2 separate regions of the Mus musculus genome follow, and region 2 is linked to region 1. A link is a contact called in ENCODE Hi-C or POLR2A ChIA-PET data. All regions are on one chromosome and are shown on one strand. The core of a region is the stretch at or near the end of the contact, and the rest is flanking DNA. Distances in the headings are between cores, read along the strand shown.

What was found. A loop is a pair of places that touch in the nucleus more often than their neighbours do. ChIA-PET counts read pairs that join two places held with the same protein, here RNA polymerase II (POLR2A).
Region 2: a loop to region 1 is called in a map of left cerebral cortex, with 3 times the contacts of the local background. The contact joins the promoter of 4933402D24Rik here to the enhancer-like site in region 1. A Hi-C loop is called at or near these places in 4 of 37 maps with a recorded cell type or tissue (heart and left cerebral cortex). POLR2A ChIA-PET finds 5 or more read pairs at or near these places in 1 of 5 experiments (Patski).

What each region holds. Positions count from the first base shown.
Region 1 is chr1:64,032,035-64,038,604 of GRCm38, reverse strand. Klf7 (Kruppel-like factor 7 (ubiquitous)) reads left to right here. Exons shown (of 4, transcript NM_033563.2): 4 at 2,841-2,942. The coding sequence ends at 2,892. Among named protein-coding and RNA genes, the nearest start is that of Mir6899, 7.2 kb to the left of the region's middle. Within about 2 kb of position 3,300, at least 2 of the 3 ENCODE cell types and tissues checked have a DNase peak (open chromatin) inside an H3K27ac peak, as active enhancers do; they include left cerebral cortex, where a contact is called at or near this core.
Region 2 is chr1:63,765,735-63,772,304 of GRCm38, reverse strand. It overlaps 4933402D24Rik (RIKEN cDNA 4933402D24 gene), which reads left to right and starts at 3,038. Exons shown (of 3, transcript NM_001256158.1): 1 at 3,038-3,124; 2 at 3,763-3,920. The coding sequence starts at 3,100.

The sequences.
Region 1 (6,570 bases), core at 2,051-4,550:
ACCCTCTGCCAGGGCCTCTCCTTATCACACCTGTTCAAATCCCCAGTTACCCTGGACACGGGATTCCAAGGGCCTGTTCTCTTGATTTCTCTCGGATCCTAACCCCACCCTGACCACTGCCATAGCAACCAGGCGCCTTGTGCTAATTTACATTACAAAATCGTTCTCTTGACAGTCTAATAACTTTCAATTCAACATAAGTCCCTCTCCCAAGGCTATGTCAGTAGCCTGTCTGTTCTAGAGGTTTGAGGGTCTGGAGTTGATTTATTGCCTTTTTCCGGGATCTAGGGTAGTGGGTCTCAACCTTCCTAGTGCTGCAACCCTTTAATACAGTTTCTCACGCTGTGATGACCCCCAAGCGTAAAATTATTTTCGTCCTACTTTATAGTTTTTTTTGGTATAGTTATGAATCCTAATGTAAAATCTGTGTATACTGATGGCTATAGGTGACCCCTGAGAAAGGGTTGCAGCCCACAGGTTGAGAACTGCTGGGCCGGAGGCTGCCCACGTTCACTGCTGGAGACTCCCGGTCCTCCGCCATACCAGCTGCTCTGGCTCTTTCACCCGCCTCTGGCATTTTTAAGGATTCTACTTTGATGATGGAGGGTTGGAGTTTCCAGAAATGGTGTGGGCAGCCTCTAGATGCTAGAAAAGGCAAAAAAAAAAAGGGGGGGGGATGGAGGGAAGGGAAGAGAGCAAGACAGTGAGTCCCATGACAGTACAGAATTGTGCAAGTTCAAAGCTGAATATCCCGAAGACTGTTTAGCTATATCACTGTTTTATAATACCTTGAATCTGTTTCAGTTGTTTCATAGGGACAGTCCAGATAACAAGTTCACTCTAAATTAAGGGCCTAAAATAAGCTGCTGGGACTGGCACTGTTATTCGGGGGATCTTGTAGTAGATTGTTATGCTGTAAGTTTCCTGTTCTGTAAGTTTTCTGTTGTCTTTGTCTTTTTTTTTTCCTCTCCTCTCCTCTCCTCTCCTCTCCTCTCCTCTCCTCTCCTCTCCTCTCCTCTCCTCTCCTCTCCTCTCCTCTCCTCTCCTCCCCTCTCCTCTCTTTTTTTCTTTTCTTTTCTTTTCTTGTTGTTTGTTTTGTTTTTCGAGACAGGGTTTCTCTGTGTAGTCCTGGCTGTCCTGGAACTCACTCTGTAGACCAGGCTGGCCTCAAACTCAGAAATCTGCCTGCCCCTGCCTCCCAAGTGCGGGGATTAAAGGCGTACGCCACCACTGGCCCAGCCTTGTCTTTTTTTCTTATCATCTCCTGGGATACTGTTGTACACATGTACCTATTTAAGGAATGGGCATAAACAGAGGGTGTGGAGAGTATGGGGTCAGGGAACAGGGTGGATTTGTGATTTGTTTGTTTAAGAATGAGCAAACACAGGGAAGCCTTGCTTTGGACAGGAAACTCTGCAAGCCTGAATGGGTAGCTTGCTAATGTCCTAGCAAGGAATTTGAGTGGTGGAGCTATCTCAAGCTACAGCGATGCCTAGGAATGTTGTCATAGTCCAGGCAAGGGCTAGCTTAAGGAGAGAGCACACAGCCAGACCATGCATGGCTGTTGCTTTACATGCATCACAGCAGGTACTTCCGCCAGACCCTGATATTGCAAACTGTTAGAGCACGGAAATGCCCACACTGTTATTGGTAAGATGCAGAAACCTGCCTTAGACTGATGTCAGTGTAAACGGCTACTTATTAACAAGCTTAGATTATTAGCTCGAATAACTATTAGAAATGGAATTCAGTTTGTCTTTAAGGTTGGCTAAATCCAAGTTCCCAGATACCATCCAGATTCTTTTCTCTGCTCACTTCCTTCTCCAGCGGCAGTATGGGCACACTAGCAGCTCAAAGCTCATCTCCTAGCAATTTAGCATTCCCAGTGGAAGGAGCATGTCTCTCTTCCAGTAATTTCAGTAGCTATAGAACCACCTTTCCTTTGGCCTCTGTGTGTCATGTGACTGTTGCTTAGCAATCACTGCCGCCATGGCTTTCACTTTAGAAGGAAGGTCAGCTTTATACTAGTGAGAACATAAAAGGGTTTCTACCCAAGAGACTCTCATATGTCTACCATCAGAGTAAAGAGGAAGGAAGATGACCATAGCATCTGCCAAGGAAGGTGCTCGATTATGGAACTTAAGCCCCAAGTGTTAGTCCAAGAGCCTCAGCCCCAGTCTTTATTCCATGACTCTCCACCTATGTATCCTCCCCTTAGTTCTTTAACACATACTGAATCAGACAGACAGACAGACAGATGCACACACACACACTGACTGACTCATCATGGAGATGTCCCCAGGATAGTGTTGGGGCTATCTGTGAACACCACTCTGTTCTTTGTCTTGGTGTGAATATATTATGCCTGTGTGGACCTGGAATTATAGGCAATACACTCCTAGGCTTTCATGGTAAAGCCCGAGACAGCAAAGTGGGTGTTGAAACATCAGTGTTCTACTAACTGGTGACATAGGCCAGTTATTCATTATTGTATATACAGTGCATGAGCATGTCATGTGTTTAGAGAGCACTTCCACATTTTGTTCCTTCTTAGATAAGTATAGTTATAATCATAACAGTCCCCGTGTAGTGACATCTTACTCTGTGCGATGTGATATTATGATACTTCTCTTGCCTAATCCTTAAATAAACGTAAGAGACAGTGTCCCCATCAGCCACGCTGCTACTGGAAGAGCTAGGGTCTGAATTAAAGCAGTCTGACCCGAGCTGACTCCTCCAGCACACTTCCTCGTCTCTCCATAACTCACAAGTGCTGTCTCTCTTTAAAACTGAGAAAAGTAGCTGGACCTCTCTGACATGCTTGTTGTTTGTCGTTCTAGGTGTTTCTCCAGGTCTGACCATCTTGCGCTCCATATGAAGAGACATATCTAAACAAAACAAAACAAGACAAAATAAAAACAAACAAAAGTAAAAAAAAAAAAAACAACAAGAACAAAACACCGCAAAGGCCAGAGTTGCCATGGCAGCAGCCAATGTCCGAAGGAAATGCAGTGAGGCAGAGGGCTGGACTTCAGGCGGGGAGAACTGCCTCGCAGAAGAAAGTTCTCGCTTACAAACCTCTGTGTGCATACATGTACACGCACACGTACACACACCCTCTCACACACAGACCCACACACAGATCCACTCTCATGCACTCAACTATATTTAAAGTATATACGTCTATTTCTTATGCCTTGCCCTAGCCAGATGATAGAAGACAAGGAAGAAGGAAGCCAGGTGAACTCGGCAAGGCACTGGCTGCTGACCCCAGCGCTACTGGATCACTTCCCAATGTTGCCAATGGAAAACAAAGCAAACGGATGTCTGTCTCCATGGTGGCCGCAGTCCAAGAGGCTTACATAACTTCTCAGTGCAACGTGATAAGAGAATCCAACATCTTATGGTTGCATATGTGTAGCACTAATGTTTCTTTTTAAATAGTTGGGGGAGATTGACCTAGAAAACCAAATTGCAGTTTGGTAGCCAAACTTAACTCCTGGGTTATTTGTCCTTTGTGTGTGAAAAGTCCTACTATTCCGTACGTCAGACTTCCTCACAGAACTGTCGGTTGGTTTTGGTTCTTCTTAGGACCAGTGAGATCTTTTGAATTGCTACCAACGGCCTTAGCGGCAGCAGACTGTGGATTTACACCTTACACCTTTCTGGCCTGCATCTCTCTAGACTTTACTCTCGAGGGAGGAGTTTTCTTTTCTTACTTTTTTTGACTCTCGCACATCATATGCACTAGGGATTCTGAAAACTTCTAGCATGACTGCAAAGTGGCCAAGAGAATAAAAGTCCTTGATGATAAATCACAGTATACCCCTTGAGCCTCACCTTCTTGCCAGTGCTAGATTTTTTCTTTTTAAATCTCTCTGATTTTTTGCTAATGAAAACTTGAAAAAAAAAAAAAAGCTTATTTGGAAGCTTAAATGTTTTATCTTTTCTCCGTGGACTAAACCTCTCCAGGACTCTCTCGGCACCTGGATGTCTAGCTCTCGAAGCAGCCAATCAGATGGGACATCAGAGTTCTCTCATCCCTCCTTAAGGCGTGATGACCTCAGCTCACAGTGAGCGGCTACTCTACTGTCCTTGCTACCCTATAACTACTTACAGCATAGATCTCGCTAGTCTCAAAGGGCAGCTGCGTATTTAATCTAACTCTGGGTTATGACCTGACAAAAAAGCCAAAAATCTCACTCTTTCCAGGAGTGGGGGAGTCCGCGGATGCCTCCCAAATCTAGAGGCTTCACAAAACATCATCCCATCCCTTCCCTCACTCACCCTCTGAGATCATGGTACCCACTTGTTAAATGCATACTTCAAAATGCCATTGTGGGAATGAAGGTTGTCCATTAAGGAAAGGGTGAATGTGTCACTCTTATGATGTCTCTACGGGTGTTGGTGGGGGGGCGCTTTCTTTAGGGGGTACTGGTTCTTTTTGGCTAGACCCACCATGGCTTGTGACCTAGAGCACCCAAGATCAACAGAGGCCTCATATTTACCCTGAAAGCTGATTCCAAGGGATTTATATTGCTCACTTGCATATCACACACACACATCCAATGTTGGTTTCTATCTTCCCGAATTCTTAGCTAGCTGGCACTGGCCTAAACTCCAAAGACTGCCTTTAGGACCATTAACTGGCCTATGCAAGCAAGCGGGGTGGGTATTAAGGCAGATTGTATATTTTGTATATTCTGGGACCATCCCTTCAAGACGCGTCTAACAAACAAAAGTGGCGTTTGGTCCGTACAAGGTTGCTGCACCCTCATACCAGCTGGCTCCCTCCTGCCCTCCTCTGACTGTTTTATCCACTGACTGTTAAAATGCCGCCCATACATATTTGGGATGCAAAACTGAAGTCTTTTAAAAGAAATAATAATAATAATATAAGCAACACAAACACATATGACAGCAACCTTCAAGATCCTTGGCACTTGGGTTCTCAGCTTTCTACGGCTTTGGTTTTACTGAAATGTTGAATCTACTTGTCTGAGGGTAAAGGGACCGCTTTGTCACAAATGCTATAGCTTCCAGTTGGACAGTTGGGGCATTTCGAGGTCTAGCCTTTAGAAATTTCATTTTTGTTTTACTTTTTTTTTCCAATTTAGACCAAAAAGAAAAAAAGAAAAGAAACCATTGTAAACACACACGTGTGCGCACGGGTGCATACACACACACACACACACACACATACTCCATTTGCCAGAAGCAATTATGTATATGTTAGTTGGAGGGTATTAAAGAAAAAAGAAATCTGATTTATTCCAAAGATTTAAAAGTGGACATGACTTAGAAACTGCTCTGGAGCACTGCTTGCTGACAATCTCGTTCTCTACTGCAATCGAGTGCATTCTGCAGCCAGTCCATCAGGGCATACCATGGGATTCTATTTGAATGTGTGCTGCATCCTTTTTTTGGATGAAGGACGTGTGAGGGACCTTGAACCTCAACTGTATTGAACTGTAGCGCCTCCAGTCAGTGCACTAGATGAAACTTTAGACTGCCCAAATTCTGTTGGTTTGTTTCTCTCTTCCCAGTCTGTAGCAGTCAGTGTCCAGCATGAATGCACGCACACGCCAGGGATGGCATTAAGCCATGGCTGCCACGATTTACAGATGTTCTCTCCCAGGCTGGAGCTGCTCTTACTCTCAAATTGTCATTACTAAGGTTTATAGTACTTAATTTAATTTTTTTTTGTACTGACCAATGCAAGGCTCTATAAAAAAAGAAAAAGGAAAAAAAAAAAAAAGAAAAGAAAGAAATGCAAAAGAGTAATCATTGCTGTTTGTCCCTCTCGCCATCTGTGGTTTCATTTGAATGTGGCAGAACAAAGGCCCCTTGGTCCTCTTTGGTGTCTGAAATGTTTGGTAATTTCTCTTTTGTATCAGTGAGGTCTTTGTGATCTGCTCCTGATCTCTCTTGGAGCAGGGCGCACTGAGATACCATGATGGTGCTTGCTTGCTTCAGAGTCCTTTGTTGGCTGTGGGAATTGGCCTGAGAATTTGGTGGGTGCTAAGCGCATGGCTTTGAATCTGTTCTTCTCTAACCCCAGTGAAGACCTGTGGAAGATTGCGAGTCCTTAGCTTGGGGTGGGTATCCCTTGGACATTTTAGAAATAGGTTTATGACACGTCCTCCTCCATTCTTCCTCAACTGCAGAGGCAGTTGCTTGATGCCTCTGGAGGGAGCAGGTTTTTCAAGAAATAACCTCAACGTGTCCTTTGCTCCCAAGAGGACTGGGTGTCTAGAATGGTGTCATGGATATTTGAAACATGAAATCCCTTTCACAATTTAAGACATTACCTCCTAGCATTCCAAGGGGATCCCAGATTTGAAAGGGCAAGCCTGGCATAAATGTGGCATAGGCTGTCCTCTTGAGCATTCTATCCAGGGCCCAGAGATGGCTATGTAGAAGACATGGTTCTAAGCCACTGGTGATTTTCTTTACTTCAAGTTACTTCTCTTTCTCCTCCACGTGACCTTCAGGGATGTGGGGACCGACATTGTAATGCTGCTCTTTGCTCCTGGCCTCCTGTCCCACTGTCAGCTTACTGGCCCAACC
Region 2 (6,570 bases), core at 1,789-4,288, 270 kb after region 1:
GTCTATTGGACATTGCGAGGTTTGAAGAGGGAGGGAGGAAGCTCAATCCAAGGGATGCATGGAAACTCCAGTAGCTGAAAAAGCCAACCACAAAACTTGGATTCTCTGAGATCCCACAGAAGACAGCATTGCCCATCCACTTCTTAATTTGAACCTGGTTAGAGTCACATTGAACTTCTGATTCTAGCTCTGTACAATAATAAATGTACGTTTTGAGCCACTTTGTAGTAATTTGAAAACAATAGGAAATAAAAACACCATGCTAACTTTAGGCTATTTCTATCCACTTGTCTCTGACTCTAGTAAGCACTGCCACAAAGCCCTGATCATTCGATTTATACAAATGAAGACACCTCAACCTTAAAGGTCCACAGACGCTTCTTAGTTAGGGTTTTATTGCTGTGAAGAGATACCATGACCAAGGCAACTCTTATAAAGGACAACATTTAATTGGGGCTGGCTTACAGTTTCAGAGGTTTAGTCCATTATTCTGAGAAGCACTGTAGTGTGCAGGCAGACATGGTGCTGGAGAAGGAGCTGAGAGTTATCCATCTTGATACAAAGTCAGCAAAAGGAGACTATGTCTTCCGAAAGCAGTTAGGAGGAGGCTCTCTTTCCACACTGGGAATAGTTTGAGTGTAGAGACCTCAAAACTCACCCCACAGTGACATACTTCCTCCTATAAGACCACATCCTCAAATAGTGCCACTCCCCATGGGTCACACATTCAAAACACATGTGTCTATGGGAGCCAAACCTATTCAAACCACCATAGTGCTATTGTCTGGATATGTCTTGAGTATGTCCCCTAAGGGCTCCTCATTGGAAGCTCAAGGTTGGGGAGGTAATGGAATGTTTAAAAGAGGTGGGGTCTTCTGTAAGCTGATTGGGTCACTAAGGAGATGAATATGGGTCTATAAGATAATCGTCAGAGAGCCCAGCCCTTCCTTCTCTTTGGCTTCCTGTCTCACTATGTGAGTTTTCCCATTTACATGTCCTTTCCACGTGATAGCCACTGCCATGTTGCAATGTAGCCAGAGGTGCCACTCCAGGGCTGCCACTGTGTTGTTTAGGATTTCAGTTTTTAAAACTATGGCTAAATAAACCTGGTTTCTTTCTAAACTACCCATCCTTAGCTACTTTGTCACAATGCAAAACAAACTAATAAAAATGACTTGTCTACAGTGTCTCTCCCTCAGTGAAATACAGGCCTGGGGTATAGGGCACTGAAGCCAAAACTGCCTTTGTTTCAGACCTGGATGGTGCAACCTGTTAGACTCACTCCCCAGAAGCTGAGCAAAGAAAATTTAGGTTTTTTTTTTTCAAAAACGCTCCCTATGTAGACGACAAAAATAAAGCATTATTTTGGTCTAACAACTGGCTCTGATGGCTACTTCGCAAACATGGAAGGAGCAGGGTGAGACACAAAACTCAGCCTTGAAGCTTGGCTGAAAGCAGTTCCATTTAACAAGCTGGCCAGGCCCTTGGAGTCATGTTCAAAATGCTGTTTTTATTGTTTGTGCTTTTGCTTTTGTAATTAATTAATTGCCACTAATGCTTTTTTTGTTATTTTTTAATAATTAATTAGCAAGCACTGGGAGCAGGCAGCAACTTTTTCATAGATTGCATAAGCACGCAGAGATAAGAAATCGGCATCGTTGCTAGAGTGCGCATTCACGGATTACTGGGCTGCTCACACGAGAATTACACACTAATTCAACTACAATAAAAAATTACACTTGAAGAGCTTATTATATACTATTCCTTCCCCTTCTGAGGAATGTTTGAGCAGCAGCCTAGCACGGCTGCCATGGCAACTATAATGCAAAATTGGCAGTAACTTTATGAATTGCAAATTCCTCTAAGGGTGTTGGGGAATTTTTTTTTCTCCCTTCCATTTTTAACCATCTCATATGCATTATCCCAGCAATATGTTAAACAAGATTTGGGGGAACTCAGCAATTACTTGGAAACAGGCTGTGTTTTAGAGCCTCAAATTCCATTTTTCTAACGAAGGCACGTGTTCACAGGGAACCCCCAGTTTACCTGCTTTTAATGTTCCCTGTTTTTAACTGAGCTCTTAACATACTGATCACCCTCACCTTTTCTGAGGAGGGTCCAGGTATTCTAACAAATGGACTTGCTATATTCCTTCCCAACGTCTGCCCTAGCAGTTCTCTGAAAATGATGAAAGGGGACAGATAGTCTCAGTTTAAAACAAAAAGAAGAAAAACAATAATCTTACAACCGGCCTCCCCCCTCCAAGTAAATTCAGCTGTGATTCTACATTAAAACGGTCACTAAAAGAATGGTCAGTCCTTCTTGTTTTCCTCCCTCAATCCTATCACGCATGAAGAACATGACAACGGGAAGCAGGCAGCACCCAACATGGTTTGCCTGACTCGGGATTTAAACACTTGCAAAGGTAACCCAAACCATGCTGTTCTGCACGGCTAGTGGTCCTCCTCACTTAAGATGACTGGGATTGAGAGGGGAGTCACCCACCCACAGTATCATGTCACCTTCTACCTCTGATTTTTCTACCTCTGATATTTGCCTCGTTCATGTCACAAGTCTGTTGCAAAAATCACATGAGACAATGTGTTTGAATACTGCCATGTCTCATGAAAATATGACAACGCAGAATTCTGATTTTCAATTTTGATACAACTCTTAATAATTAAAAAAAAAAAGCATAAATGGCCTTTATTCTCTGAGTCTAGTACCAGGAAGAAAAGTGATAGTTTGCCAAAAAATAGTTCAGGTCTTGAGAAACCCTCTGAAATGAATGTAGGAACAAAAATATGAATGGAATCCTACTCTATGACAAAAGACATAAATGGTTGCCTCTCCAATTGGAGAGAACTGTCTGTTTGCAACGAGTGACACAGAAAATGACTTTGTGCAGCACATCTCTAAGAGAAGAGTCTTTCGGTGTCGTCTGTACAGGGCACACAGCAGCATTGTGAGAAGATGAGGAATCTGCTGATGCTCTCTGTTCTGTTCTGTTTCATAGCAACCCCCTATGGTCAGTAGAACACTAACTGTCTCCTACCATTAGACAATAGTCTTCAGAAAGGATGTGCCGCAGAACAGCTGATGGACATGAATTATTTTAGACGAGGTAACCAGAGGAATCCAAGAAGCCTTAAGAGACAGGCTCTTGCGTTGCCCTGAAGAATTTCTGGCCCTAGCTTCCTTCTTTCCTGTCTTCATTTAACCAACATTTACTGAAATTAGATTGTTTTCTGCCCCCAGAAAATAAAGGAAAGGAGCCCACAAGGTCTCATTCACAAAAACCTTTCCAACTGACTGGGAGCAGACTGCACAGCCCCCTCCTCACTCCAACAGGGTTATGAGACAGAAAAGACAAAGCACAGAGGGCAAAGGGGAGAATGGAGACGCATCCTGCAAAGTGGTCAATGAGTTGTGTGGTGCAGGAGCATCCTGCGTGATAAACAGATGGTAGGGACACCGCAGAGGAGAAAGCACTTAGAAAGTCCAGAGAGATGAAACCTGAATGCTGTTGAGGGGTCCGTAGATGGGGCACAAGAGGGTAAAGATAGAAGACCAAAGAACCTTTCCAAAGTGCATCCAGGTCCAATTTGACAGTCTGTGTATAGCAGAGAGGATGTATGTATATATATTAATAAGGAGAAAGGATGCTGTTATCAGACCCGGGTTTTAGGAAGGGCCCAGCAGGGATAGCAGATTCTTTCAAACAAGTCTAGTGGTCAGTCACATCATTCATGTGTCTCCTAGGACAGCCTGCTCTCTTCAGCACGGACCTGAAACCCAATTGCCCCCGCAGACTTGAGATGTTTGCTGCAGCTACAGAAAGGAAGTTAGAATCTGCTGTCCTCCACAACTTCCCGAAGAGCAAGGAAAACATTGGAAAACTGTCAGCCCGCTCTCAGAAGGTGAGCGCACAGATTGCAAAGCGTTTCCACCTCTCCAGCTTGGCAGTGATACAAAAATGCGGTCGGTTCCCTTCCCTCCAAGTAACTCACAGCAGATGCTGATGCCCTTAGCCTCTTCCCCAGCTACAGTTCCCAACATCATTTCCTTCCAGAGGTCAGGCATATGGAGCTCATTAAATTCTACACAGCAACATTCAAACCGTGTGAAACTTTTTGTTTGCAGTGCAATTTAATGTTGAGTTTGATTTAAGAGGAACTGCATATTCTTGGTCCTGGGATGGAAGCCTATTCATCCAGAAGTTTAAAGCCTGGTTTAGGATGATGGGTTGGAGAATTGCAGCTTATGTTGAGAATTTTTAAAGGTGGAAGCACGTCCTGTCTTAGAAATTATCTACTCCAGCTTCATCTTTCATAGAGTGGAAAAAACCAAGGTCTGGACCATTCACATGGTAGAGGTAGAGCCTACAAACTGGGTGTCCTCATCCTTGGCCCAACAGCACTGCTATCCTTGACTCCCCATAGATCAACATACAGAAAGAAAAGACAAACAACCTTTCTCATCCAAGGTAAAACTCACTTCAAAATGAAAATGGCCACCCATTTATAATGTGCTAGTTCTCTCATATTCTATTATAAAAATAAGAACATTAAGACTTTTTCTTGAAAACAACTGGCTTCTGATTGCTACAAGACTATAATATATATAATATGTGGAATGTAGTAGCTAGGAATTTAAATAACTTCCTCAGAGTTATGTGGCATAGTAAAGTGGGAGTCTTGGTGTCTTCACCTGTAAATGGGTAAGATGGTTCTCAGAGTTGGATGTTTTGTTTACTTAAACTTTAAGGGAAATGCTTAAAAATCAGTGGCTGTTGTATTTTGAAGGAGTGGGAGGGCTTCAGTCTGCTTAAACAGACTCATCAAATACTCTTCCAACTGCAGCCTAAAACCTCTGAACCCATGAGCAAAAATTAAACATTTGCTACTCTTGTACTCATTATCTCAGGTACTAGGTCATGAGGGAAAAGCTATCACACACACACACACAGAGCCTATGACTGAGTTTTATCAACTTCATTTACTAATATTAGCCCTCCAGTGCATCGAATCACTTGTTTAAAATGAAACCCAATTGTGAAACCACTTTCCCACCACTGAGGATTCTTACAGACTTGGTTTCTTGAAGAGAAGTGGAGATGCTTTCTATTTATTGGACCAGGCTCAGGAACCTTGGGGAAGTCACTTGCCATGGAACCAGAGCCTGCTCCCAGGATAAGAAGGTAAGAAACGAGGGTGTGGACGACTCTAGGTCAGACCCAGGGAAGGTAGAATTCTCTGGAAGTGTTTGTGAGAGTAATATTCCATCTCCAAAACAACTGCATGTTACTAACACAAGCAGGAAGGATTACTGTAGCTCTTGAAGAAGAATTTTTACTCTGCAGGAAGGATACAATGAAAGAAAGAGCCTGTGAGCTACACGACCCCCAAGCAGCCTGTGGGAGAAAAAGAATGCCTTGGGCCAACCAACTTTGCCCCTATTCAGGATAAACTATCTCCTACTTCTCACACACACACACACACACACACACACACACACACACACACACACACATTGAAGGGTAGACCACACACCTCCTGTGCTCTGCCAGCAACTTTCAGAAATGAGGGTCAATTCCATCCCTGCTACTTGTACTTCAAGACCTCATCCTTCACACTGTTATCACCATAACCCTATCATTACGCTGCTTGTTAGTCATGATTAAAACAATAAACAAAGGGAAAAGTCTTTCCCTGGTGAGCATGAATAATTGCAGATGAGCACATCTTGTTTGGGCCCCACACCGTGTAATGTTATATGCTATTACCAACAGTATTAGAGGATGTTTTATTGCCTGATACAATTTCTTTCTAATTGTACTATCTGCTCCCTTCAGATTCCAATCTCATCCTGAAGGCCCAACAAAGTAACCCAGAGGGAGTTTATAGCTCTTGCCTGCAATTTATGGAAAAAGTCTTTCTCCTTGGTGATATAACCCTGAAGCAAAAAATGTGAAACCAAGCAGAAAGAGGCAGGGCATGCTTTGACTACCAGACATTAAAAGGAAGAGCATATGGGATATGAGCCTTGCTGCTGGGGTAACTAGCAAGGAGAAGAAGTCTAGGGGATCATGTGCCATACACCAGCAAGCTCACACTAGAAAACCAGTTCACTCAATGGGCTGGCTCAGTCCTGAGGCTGCAAACAGCTAGGATTTCTTTTGTCCTCTCTCACTGGCTCTGTCAGCTCTTTCCTCGCTCAACAAGAATGCCTCTGGCATATGAGAAAGTAGTTTATTCACATCCAGAGGTTAGAAGAACCTAATTTCAGGTATCTTAAAAATGCATCTGCTGATCTATCTTTAAAAGTCATCTCTCACCCAATTTTAGGTCCTTTGTTCTTTTAGTTTGTGGGGAGGGGGCTGTCAGTCTCCTCTACTAGCTTGTCCATCTTTCCTTTTCTCTTTTCTTCCTAACCCATTCACTGTGCTGCCTCTGGCACCCAGACCAGGATAAATAGGGACAAGGGCAAGGTCTATAAACTGGTGATCTTGTAATCCTTTGAAGATGTTTTTTTTTTTTTTAAGTAAGATGACCAGATGCTGGCTCTGGC